Linked DNA regions of Homo sapiens: region 1 is linked to region 2. Evidence: chromatin loops called from intact Hi-C (ENCODE). Cell type or tissue: CD4-positive, alpha-beta T cell. All regions are shown on one strand. Region 1 overlaps LOC105370617 (a long non-coding RNA gene). Region 2 has its middle 100 kb from the start of FOXN3-AS2.

What was found. A loop is a pair of places that touch in the nucleus more often than their neighbours do. Peaks named below come from ENCODE experiments on the same cell type or tissue, not always from the same donor. Only the 100,000 strongest peaks of a DNase experiment are listed, where the experiment ranks them.
Region 1: it touches region 2 in a loop (1.9-fold over the local background); 11 of 110 quality-filtered maps call a loop at or near these places.

Annotation. Positions count from the first base shown.
Region 1 is chr14:89,629,433-89,634,432 of GRCh38, forward strand. All of the region lies in intron 3 of LOC105370617 (a long non-coding RNA gene), which reads left to right. All of the region lies in intron 1 of LOC105370616 (a long non-coding RNA gene), which reads right to left. Among named protein-coding and RNA genes, the nearest start is that of FOXN3-AS2, 56 kb to the left of the region's middle. In CD4-positive, alpha-beta T cell, no CTCF peak of the experiment used is centred here; no DNase peak of the experiment used is centred here.
Region 2 is chr14:89,678,472-89,683,471 of GRCh38, forward strand. No RefSeq gene overlaps it. Among named protein-coding and RNA genes, the nearest start is that of FOXN3-AS2, 100 kb to the left of the region's middle. In CD4-positive, alpha-beta T cell, no CTCF peak of the experiment used is centred here; a DNase peak (open chromatin) is centred at 2,700; H3K4me3 peaks cover 1,209 bases; H3K27ac peaks cover 1,760 bases.

The sequences.
Region 1 (5,000 bases), 49 kb before region 2:
ACTGTGACTCCATGAGGGAGGGTGGTCATCCCTGCACAGCTGCAAAGGGTAGGGGCCGTGATTTCCACCTCTTTTCCTCCCACGTCTCTGTCAATCTGGCTTCCACTGAAATCACTTTCACTAATGCACTAATAAATCCCCAACGGCTTAATCTACCTATCTAGGCTGTGTCACACTGCTACTTTCATTTTCTTGCAACTCTTGCCTTTACTGAGCTCTACATTCTTCCTGTTTTCCTTCTCCCTTTCTGACCAGTCCTTCTCCATCTCTCCCACTGGCTCGTCCTCCTCCCCCGCACCACCCCCGCAACTAAGGCCGCAGTTCTCTCATGGGTTCTTTTCTCTTCCATTCCACATGCTTTTTCTTGGTGATCACGTCCATTTTCATGCCTTTTGACAATCACCAGTAACCAATGACCAGCACGCACATATTTCCTGAATTTCAAATCCCTGTCTCTAATAAGCTCCTGGAGCCCTCCACCTGAATATTTTGCTGTCACCTCAAATTCAAATTCAATGTCTCAATCTGGATTATTATCATTTTGCTCCAAACCTCCACTTTTTTTTTGTTTTTTTTTTTTTTCTTAGACAGGGTCTTGCTCTGTTCCCCAGGCTGGACTGCAGTGGCATGATCATGGCTCACCGCAGCCTTTACCTCCTGGGCTCAGGTGATCCTCCTACCTCAGCCTCCTGAGTAGCTGGGTATGTACAGGCACACACCACGATGCTCAGCTAATTTTTTTGTAATTTTTGTAGAGATGGGATTTCTCCACATTGCCCAGCCTGGCCTGGAACACCTGGTCTCAAGTGATCTGCCCTCCTTGGCCTCCCAAAGCGCTGGGATTACAGACGTGAGTCACTGCATCCAACCAGACATTCACTTCTTACATTCCTATATTTACTGCCCAGAAAGCTCAAAATTATCCTCAACACGCCCCTCCCTCCTGTTCCACCCTCATTCACCAAATTCTACAGATTCTGCCTTAGAAATTAATCATAAACTTGGCCCTCCTCTCCATCCCTCTGGCCTTTGCCTCGGTGAAGCCCCCTTCCCCTCTCTATGGCCACGGTCCCCCACACATCCCCACACTGCTTCCCAGTTGTCTTGCACCAGATGACACAGAGTGCTTGGGCAGCCAAGGGAGGAGAGCTCAAGCAGACCTAGGAGACCAAGCAGATGGAAGCCAGCAAAGGAACAAAGGTTATCCATGGGGTCAGGACCCTGGGGGATCCTGAGGCTTGAATGGAAGCTATAGTTTTGCAATTGCAGCAAGTCCTGCCTCCAGCAGTGACCAAGCTGATCCCTAACTCCTCTGAGGATTTGCACGTGGCTGCCTACCTCCACTCCTTCCTACTCCCAGGGTAGGAAGGAAGCTGCCCATGGCCATAGAACTCATTACCCTAAAATACCACCTCAATTCCATCGCTTCCCAGTCCCCAGTCTTTGGTGACTCCCCATCATCCACAGAATCCAGAGTACACTTTCCATTTCCCGCCGAGTGCTCCAGGACCCCATAATTGCTCACGTAGCTTTGCTGTTGAGTGTGTCAATTACTCACCTAAATTAGTCATTCCCCCTCTCACACTTAACTATTGACTGTGATTTTCCAACCTCTGGAATTTGCCTATGGCTTTTCTCCTCCTAGAACCCTGTCCTATAAGTCCTCAAACCTATTTGTTTAGGTCTTATGTGGTTTTTCACTTGTTAAGCCAACACATATTTAGAACCAACTAGGGGCCACGCCAATTCCAGCAAAAAAGACTAGAGCTCTCCCCTCAAAGAGCACTTAGTCCACTGGGAAAGGTGGACAAGGAAAAGGAATTTGCATTACAATGTGATAAATTCCACAGTGATGTTGCCATATGATGTCCTGGGAAAACCTTTCTGGGAATCTCTCAAATCTCATCACCATAGAGATGTTCACATTAACTTACAGAGAAACCATTTCCTGTCTTCTGAACGCCAGGGCTATGATTCTCAACTTTGTTGTACAAAGATTCATCTGGGGCCTGTAGTCCCAGCTACTCAGGAGGCTGAGGCAGGAGAATGGCATGAACCCAGGAGGCAGAGCTTGCAGTGAGCCGAGATCGCACCACTGCGCTCCAGCCTGGGCGACAGAGCGAGACTCCGTCTGGAAAAAAAAAAAAAGATTCATCTGGGGAGCTTTTTTTTAATACACATTTTCCAAAGTCTCACTTTCAGAAATTCTGAGTCAGTAGACCTGAGATTCGGCCTAGGAATAAACATTTTTAATAAACCCCTCAGTGATTTTAATATAGGTGAGGCCACAGGTCACACTTAGAATAACATTGCTAATGCGTTTATTGTTTTTGCAACTCACATACCATACCAGATACTTTCTTGTAGTCTACACACTTACATGAATGGCTTATCTAGTTTGCTAAATAATAGATCTTTAAAAGCAGAATATTTTACTTATACATCTTTTTTTCATTTTGTTTTGTTTTGAGACAGGGTCTTGCTCTGTTGTCCAAGCTAGAGTTTCGTGGCATGATTGTGGCTCACTGCAGTCTTGAACTCCTGGGCCCAAGCAATCTTCCCACCATAGCCTCCCAAGTAGCTGGGACTACAGGCATGTGCCACCACACCTGGCTAATTTTTTTTTTTTTTTTTAGTAGAGACAAGATCTCACTATGTTGCCCAGGCTTATCTTGAACTCCTGGGCTCAGGTGATCCTCTCGCCTTAGCCTCCCAAAGTGTGGGGGTTACAGATGTGAGCCACTGCGCCAAGCCTTCTTATACATCTTTATACTCCTTCAGGTCATAAGAATAGTACATGAGTAATTGTATATCTTTGGTGCTTCATAAGTCTTTAACAATTTTAGTATAGTCATATTTTGTATTTAACTTTTTATAACTATATATTTATTTCATAATTTGAAATATTTTTTTAAAAGATTGATGTGAGGACATGTTGCTGCTGAAAGGCTGAGAGGTGCTAGTGACAAGGTGGGGATGGGAGGTGCTGCTGCACCCCAGGGGCCCACACTCTCAGGTGGGGGCAATGCAAACAGGGCGCCTGCTGCACAGACCAGCTCAGGGAGGTTCAGGATGCACTAACATGATGCTGAGAGAATGTCTTAGAAAGGTGCCATTGGGCCTTCACAGGTGGTGTTCTTTTTACTTTTATTAATTTTTGTAGCGACAGGGTCTCACTATGTTGCCCAGGCTGGTCTTGAACTCCTGGGCTGTAGCCATCCTCCTGCCTCGGCCTCCCAAAGCACTGGGATTACAGGTGTGAGTCACCACGCCCAACCCAGAGGCCGTGTTCTTTAAAGTCAAATCTGAGGCTGGGCATGGTGGCTTGCACCTGTAATCCCAGCAGTTTTGGAGGCCGAGGCGGGTGGCTAACTTGAGGCCAGAAGACCAGCCTGGCCATCATGGCAAGACCCTGTCTCTACTAAAAATGCAAAAATTAGCTGGGCGTGGTGGCGCACACCTGTAATCCCAGCAACTTGGGAGGCTGAGGCACGAGAATCTCTTGAAGCCAGGAGGCAGAGGTTGCAGTGAGCCAAGATTGCACCACTGCACTCCAGCCTGGGTGACAAGAGTGAATGAAATGAAATAGTCAAATCTGATCTCCTACCACATCCCACAATTGTGACAAGCCGTTCTCTCAAACGATGTTTCCAGTGGCATTTTCAAGAAAATGCAGAGGGAAGCCCATGAAGCCCAAGACTCCCGCCCAGCTGGAGGCTGCCTGCCTTTGCTTGTAACCTCCATCAGGGCACCGTGCCTGACCATACCTGCCTGCAAAGGCTCTAGGGCTTGCAGGATCTCTGGAACTGCTGAACTGAGATGTGGGTCTCAACCATGTGGGTTTGGTTCTGCCTTCTCCACGCTCGGACTAGATCTCTTTCTAGATGCAAACCTAACTTCCCCTGTGATGCCACGTGCGCTGGGCCAGGGCTTGTTGCAAACCCCACAGTTGTGTTTCCTGGACCACCCGCTCAGCAGCATCCCAGACAGTGAACCAGAGCCCTAATTGGGCCTGGAAATCACTGGAAGAGAAATAAAAGAGGATTAAGCTGGGATTACTCTTCTTTCTTATTTACCACTCCCTGAGAGCTCTTCTTCCCCAGCCTCTCCAGCTGGCCTCTCTTCACAACTGAAACTACCAACCCCCTCTGCCCCCCATCATATAGCATTAGCCCTACTCCAATCTTTCTAGAAAGTTCTTGTTCTGGAGTCCAGAACGAATACAGATATTGAATAAGGCATATTTTGGAGCTCAGGACCCAGTAGGATGTAGCCTCGTAGCTGTAGCAAAACAGGAAAGATTGGTTAGAATTGGACCCAGAACTAGACCAGGATGGAGCCCAACTAGTCCCAGGTGCTGTTATGGCATCTACTGCGGTAGTGCCATCATTGGGCATACTCACATGCCTTAGTCCATGCTCAGGGACAAATGGAGCAAAGCAACTGGGACCTAGAGATACAGTCAAATAGAATTAAGCTAGTCCATTGGTGGATAAAGGGTTCCTAGCCCCTGGGCTGAGTTTGAGGACCTTTTCTTAGCGGGAACTGCACTGCCAGGTAATTTAGCAGAATAGGGAAGCAATGCAAGAATCCAGCTACCAGATCTGTGGGTCAAGGAACATACTATGACTTCTGAGCAAAACTAGTTTTGATATTTGAACAAAACTAGAGGGAAGAAGGCTGAGGCTTGGAGATACTCTTCAGGAATTCTGCCTGCCTGTGATTCTCCTTATAGAATTCAGAGGAATAAACAATGCCCCACCCAGGACTGACATAGAATGCAGAGAGGGTAACCCAGGCAGCCCCAGGTACTCGCCTGGGTCCAAAGGCCAACCTTGGCCTTCAACACTGCAACATTTCTTTACTATACAAGTGGTATCCTTCATACTCACATGTCATGGTTTATGCTATCTAAAAATTAGAATTGACCTGTAGTCCCAGCTACTGGGGAGGCTGAGGTGGGAGGATCCCTTGAGCCCAGGAAGTCAGGGCTGCAGTGA
Region 2 (5,000 bases):
AAAGCCATCCTGGGCCACATATGGCGTGTGGGCAGTGGGTTGGACAAGCTTGTTCTACAGATTCCTGGAAATAGAAAACAAAAGTCCACATATACATATGCTCCAGTAATGTGGTGGAGCCATTTCCCACCAGATTGCAAGCTGCTCTTCCCACTGCCTTGTTCAGTGACTTCACCTTGGTAACTTGAAATCACTGGCTGTGGCAGGAGTATTTACACCACAGAAATAGGCAAATGATACAAATCAGGGCTTCTTCCTCCAGAGAGCTGATTACTAAACACTTTACCAGTGCACCACTTCTTTGAGCAGTTTTGAGGGTGGAGAGAAGGTAAGCCCTTTTTAAATGAGGTTTGGGAACTTTAAGGAATGATATACAAATTAACTTTGATACCAGTAGAAAGCTTCCCAAGGGAGTACAGAGAGGCATCCCAGAGCCTCTAGCGAACAGATAAGCTGCGGAATGCAGAAAGCATTTGGCTCTGTTTTCTTTGCTTACCAGGGACTTTAGTACAGATTGAGCCTTAAGGAAAAACAGTTCCAAATAGTTAGAAATGGGCTTTCTTGTTATTCTGCTGACTAGAAAGATACTGCCTAAGGCTCTTTGGAAAGTTAAGATGACAGGTGATGCCTTCTTCAGAAAGACAAATTTCTATGTAAAAATTCTCATGAATGGGATAGATATGTGCTGTCCAACAGGAATCAAAATGTTCTTTGTTCATGCCGCTAGACACATGCTGCTACGTAACCCTTGAAATGCAGGTAGTCTGAATTGAGATATGCTGTAAGGTAAAATACACACTGGATTTCCAAGACTTAAGAAAAAAAAAAGAATGTAAAATATCATATTAACATGTTCGTATTGATTACCTGTTGAAATGATCATCTTTTGTATATATTAATTATTAAATAATATACATTATGAAAATTAATTTCACTTGTTATCTCTACTTTTTTTTTTTTTTGAGATGGAGTCTTCCTCTGTTGCCCAGGCTGGAGTGCAGTGGCACAATCTCGGCTCACTGCAACTTCTGCCTCCCAGGTTCAAGCGATCCTCCTACTTCAGCCTCCTGAGTAGCTGGGATTACAGGTGGACGCCGCCACATCTGGCTAATTTTTTGTATTTTTAGTAGAGACGGGGTTTCACCATGTTGGCCAGGCTGGTCTCGAACTCCTGACCTCAAGTGACCCACTCATCTTGGCCTCCCAAAGTGCTGGGATTACAGGCATGAGCCACCTCGCCTGGCCTCTCTTCACTAGTTTTTAATGTGGCTCCTAGAAAATTTTAAATTACATGTGCACAGCTCTGGGCAACATAGGAAAACCCCATATCTACAAAAAAAAATACAAAAATTAGCCAGGCACGGTGGCATGCGCCTATAGTCCCAGCTACTTGGGAGGTTAGGTGGGAGGGTCACTTGAGCCCAGAAGGTTAAGGCTGCAGTGAGTTGAGACTGTGCCACTGCACTCCAGCCTGGGCAACAGAGTGACACCTCGTCTCAAAAGAAAAAAAAAAATTACATGTGTGGCACACACTATATTCTTATTAGGTATCACTGGGCTAGATCATGTCCAATAGAACTTTCTATCTATAGTGATCAAAATGTTCTATATTTATGCTGTCCATCCAGGTAGCCACTGGACACATGCTGGTATTTAACCCTCGAAATGTGGGTAGTCTGAACTGAGATGTGCCATAAGGTAACACACAGCTACTTCGGAGGTTGAGGTGGGAGGACTGTATTCTGAATCAGGTGCTGGAGAAGGCAGAAGAGTATAGGGAATCAAAAGAGATGGGCAAGCTACAAACGCAGCTCAATTTTGCACAGCTCATAAGACAAATTTCATAATGCAATCTCTTCATCTACACTGAGGGTTAGAATGCCAGGAAAATGCATAACAAATGCCCAACGTGTTGTATAGGCAGAGAGGACAACACACCCAAATATTTGAAACCATGAGCTGTAAATCTGAATCTCAAGCACAGTCTCTATTTCCCTCAAACCTTCTCCCTTGGGTAGATAGGATTATGACAGTGTTGAGAAGGTGCTCTGGAATTCTGTGAGAAACACGGGTCAAATTTTTAGTCCTGCTTCCAATATATATGTCCTCCTTCCAGCCCCAGCCAGAAAAAGAACAGTATTGTGCTTGAAAATTTATGTCAGATCACTACCCACCTTGAAATCCAGCACCTTTTTTCAGATGGAGAGCCATAAGGCATAGATTAAGGTATAAGCAGCCCCTGTAAATCAGAAGGATGGCTAAGCCTGGACAGGACTCAGATTTCATTATTTTAATTTCTGGTCTTCAGTTTCTCAAGGAGCTTTAAAAAAAGCAACACAATAATTCAAATACACTCAAGGTTGAAAATGTATTTTTTTTTTTTTTTTTTGCCCATTTCTCAGAGGTAGGCTTGGCTTCTGAAGCTGTCACCAAGGCATCTCATTGAGGGCAACTGCTGCAGCCAGTGGGAAAAAAAGGGTTTGTTTTCAACATTAAAAAAAAAAAAAAAAGTGAAGGGAGGAAGAAATTCATTTTTTCTTCCAAACCTCCAAGCCTTCACTTGGAGGATACCCACTTCATTGGCATCTTCTGGGTTAAGGAGACAAAGGTCATGTTCTGATGAGAAGACTCAGATCGAGCATAAGTTAAGGAAGTTTCCACCACCCACGTCACCTGCAAAACCACCACGTAGGAAGCACACTGTGAACCCCTGAGAGGGAGCGTGGCTGGTACATAAATCCTTGCTTTCTCTGCACGCTCCTTCTGGGACTTTTGCATTCACCGCAGAGAGTGGGAACTGTAAAAATAGACTATATGTTTCTGAAGAAGTGAAAGACTTATTGCATAATGGTGGTAAACTGTGTCTACTAGAACAGAATGACTGTGCATGCAAACATAAAACTCAAAAAATAGCTACCATTCCAGACAAATTTATTTTTTTTAAATATTCAGCCTAAGGAAAAATATGTGGCTCTATGAGTGGAGTAAAAGCTTTGCTCCCTGACATTGGGAAAGTGGAATGACATTAGGTAGTCCAAAAATCTGGCCAACATATGAGGCTAATTCACACTGACCTCTCCTCAGCTGTAAGTTTCAGGTTATTTCTCTCCTCTTTACTTCCTTTTCTCTTTGTAAGACCTACACAAAAATAGAAAGGAAATAATTTGGAAACAGAAAGTATCAATTTTTGCAGAAGCCCTGTAAGGCACAAATCTACCACTTCCTTCCTTCCTTTTCATCCCTAGGAACAAGAAGAATGAGAAAAACATTCAGACAGACACAGCTGTCAAGTAGAAGAAGAGGCGTCTCCTCAGCCCTGGCCTTTGCTCCCTGCCTTCCCCTTTTCCCACTCTCCCTCTTGCGTTTCTGTGGGGACTCTGGATCACTGCTGAACCTGTTCTCCCTTAATAACTTCTCAACTGTGGATTTGCCAATCCATACAACAAATATTTATTAAGCAACTAGAATGTGCAAGCCTGGGCTAGGTACTGGGGGATGGGAGACCACGGCAAGTGAGAAAGAGAGACACAATGATAAACAAGACATGAGAACTTTCTTAAAGGAATTTAAAATCTAGCAAACAGGCTGGGCGTGGTGGCTCACGCCTGTAATCCCAGCACTTTGGGAGGCCAAGGCGAGAGGATGGCTTGAGGCCAGCCAGGAGTTTGAGACCAGCCTGTACAACATAGTGAGACTCTGTCTTTAAATAAAGTTTTTAAAAATTAGCCAGGCGTGGTGGTGCACATCTGTAGTCCCAGCTACTTGGGAGGCTGGAGCAGGAAGATCACTTGAGTCCAGGAGTTTGAGGCTGCAGTGAGCTATGATCATGCCACTGCACTCCAGCCTGGGGAACAGAGACTCTGTCTCCAAAAATTAATAAATAATAAAATAAAATAAAATCTAGGGTTGATACACTGAGTGTATTAAGTGTTATGATAGTGTGTCATGAAACCTGAAAAATGTCCTTAGGAGAGGCCTTGTCTCAGAATGCCTGGAGGTCTCTGTGGGGTACGCCTGGTAGAAGTTGATGTGACTTTTGGGAAGCAGAAATTGTGAGGGAAATGAGACATATAAGATCATTGCCAATTCAGTGCTTCAGGTCAGAGTAGATGAGACAGATTGAGACTACCTGGCTTTTGGCCACATCCCTGAGTCTTAAGGGAAGAGGCCCAAATGGACAAAATCTTTCCATCAGTAGCCTGTCCATTGGGTATCCAGTACCCAAGGTCTCATGGTTCCCTTGCTGGTAGAATGGTTTCCTTCTCTCTTTGGGTTATTTTTGGAGTCCATATGGACATGGCACTAATATAGTGTTTTAAGCAGCTGGACAGTCCAACCAGAAGTCGGATCAAAGAAGACATACGAGGGGACAATGTATGTCTGCCATTGTGACCATCAACAGCATCTTGGTGGCCTCAGAAGTTAGAAGCTCCTTTGAAAGGCTTCTCTTCAGAAGATGTTGGCAATCTCATCCTCACAGCAATGGGGGCATCACAGGTCGCTGAACATGAGGGAGGAAAATGAGACACACTAAAGGTAGGGTTTATGTGGATCAATGAGCCTGAGGTGCTTCATGGAGCCTGTGTTCATTTATGCTCCCAAGGTTTATTGAGCATTACCTATGTGCTGGGCACTGGGCTAGATGCTGGACATACAATGACCAACCAGTCAGACACTAGCCGCTGCCCCAAATGTCTTTGGTCTGCTTGGGGCAAACAGAGGTTACTTATACTTGTATCAGTGATGACTTAATTGGTTAAGTCCTATAAAGGAAAAGTACAGGATCGAGAAAGCATAAAGGGGTGTTAAGGTAGTCTGAGGGGTTATAAAATGCTTCCCTGGGCAAAGGGAACTGGATGGAAATGTTCTCACAGTCGCAGGTATGGACAGGACTAGAGCATTTCTCTTTTTAGAGATGCTCTAAAAAGCATTAGAAATGCTCTAGTCCTGTCCTAGTCCTAGCTCTAGTCCTGTGATGGCTTTTGTGACTCTGTTATTAC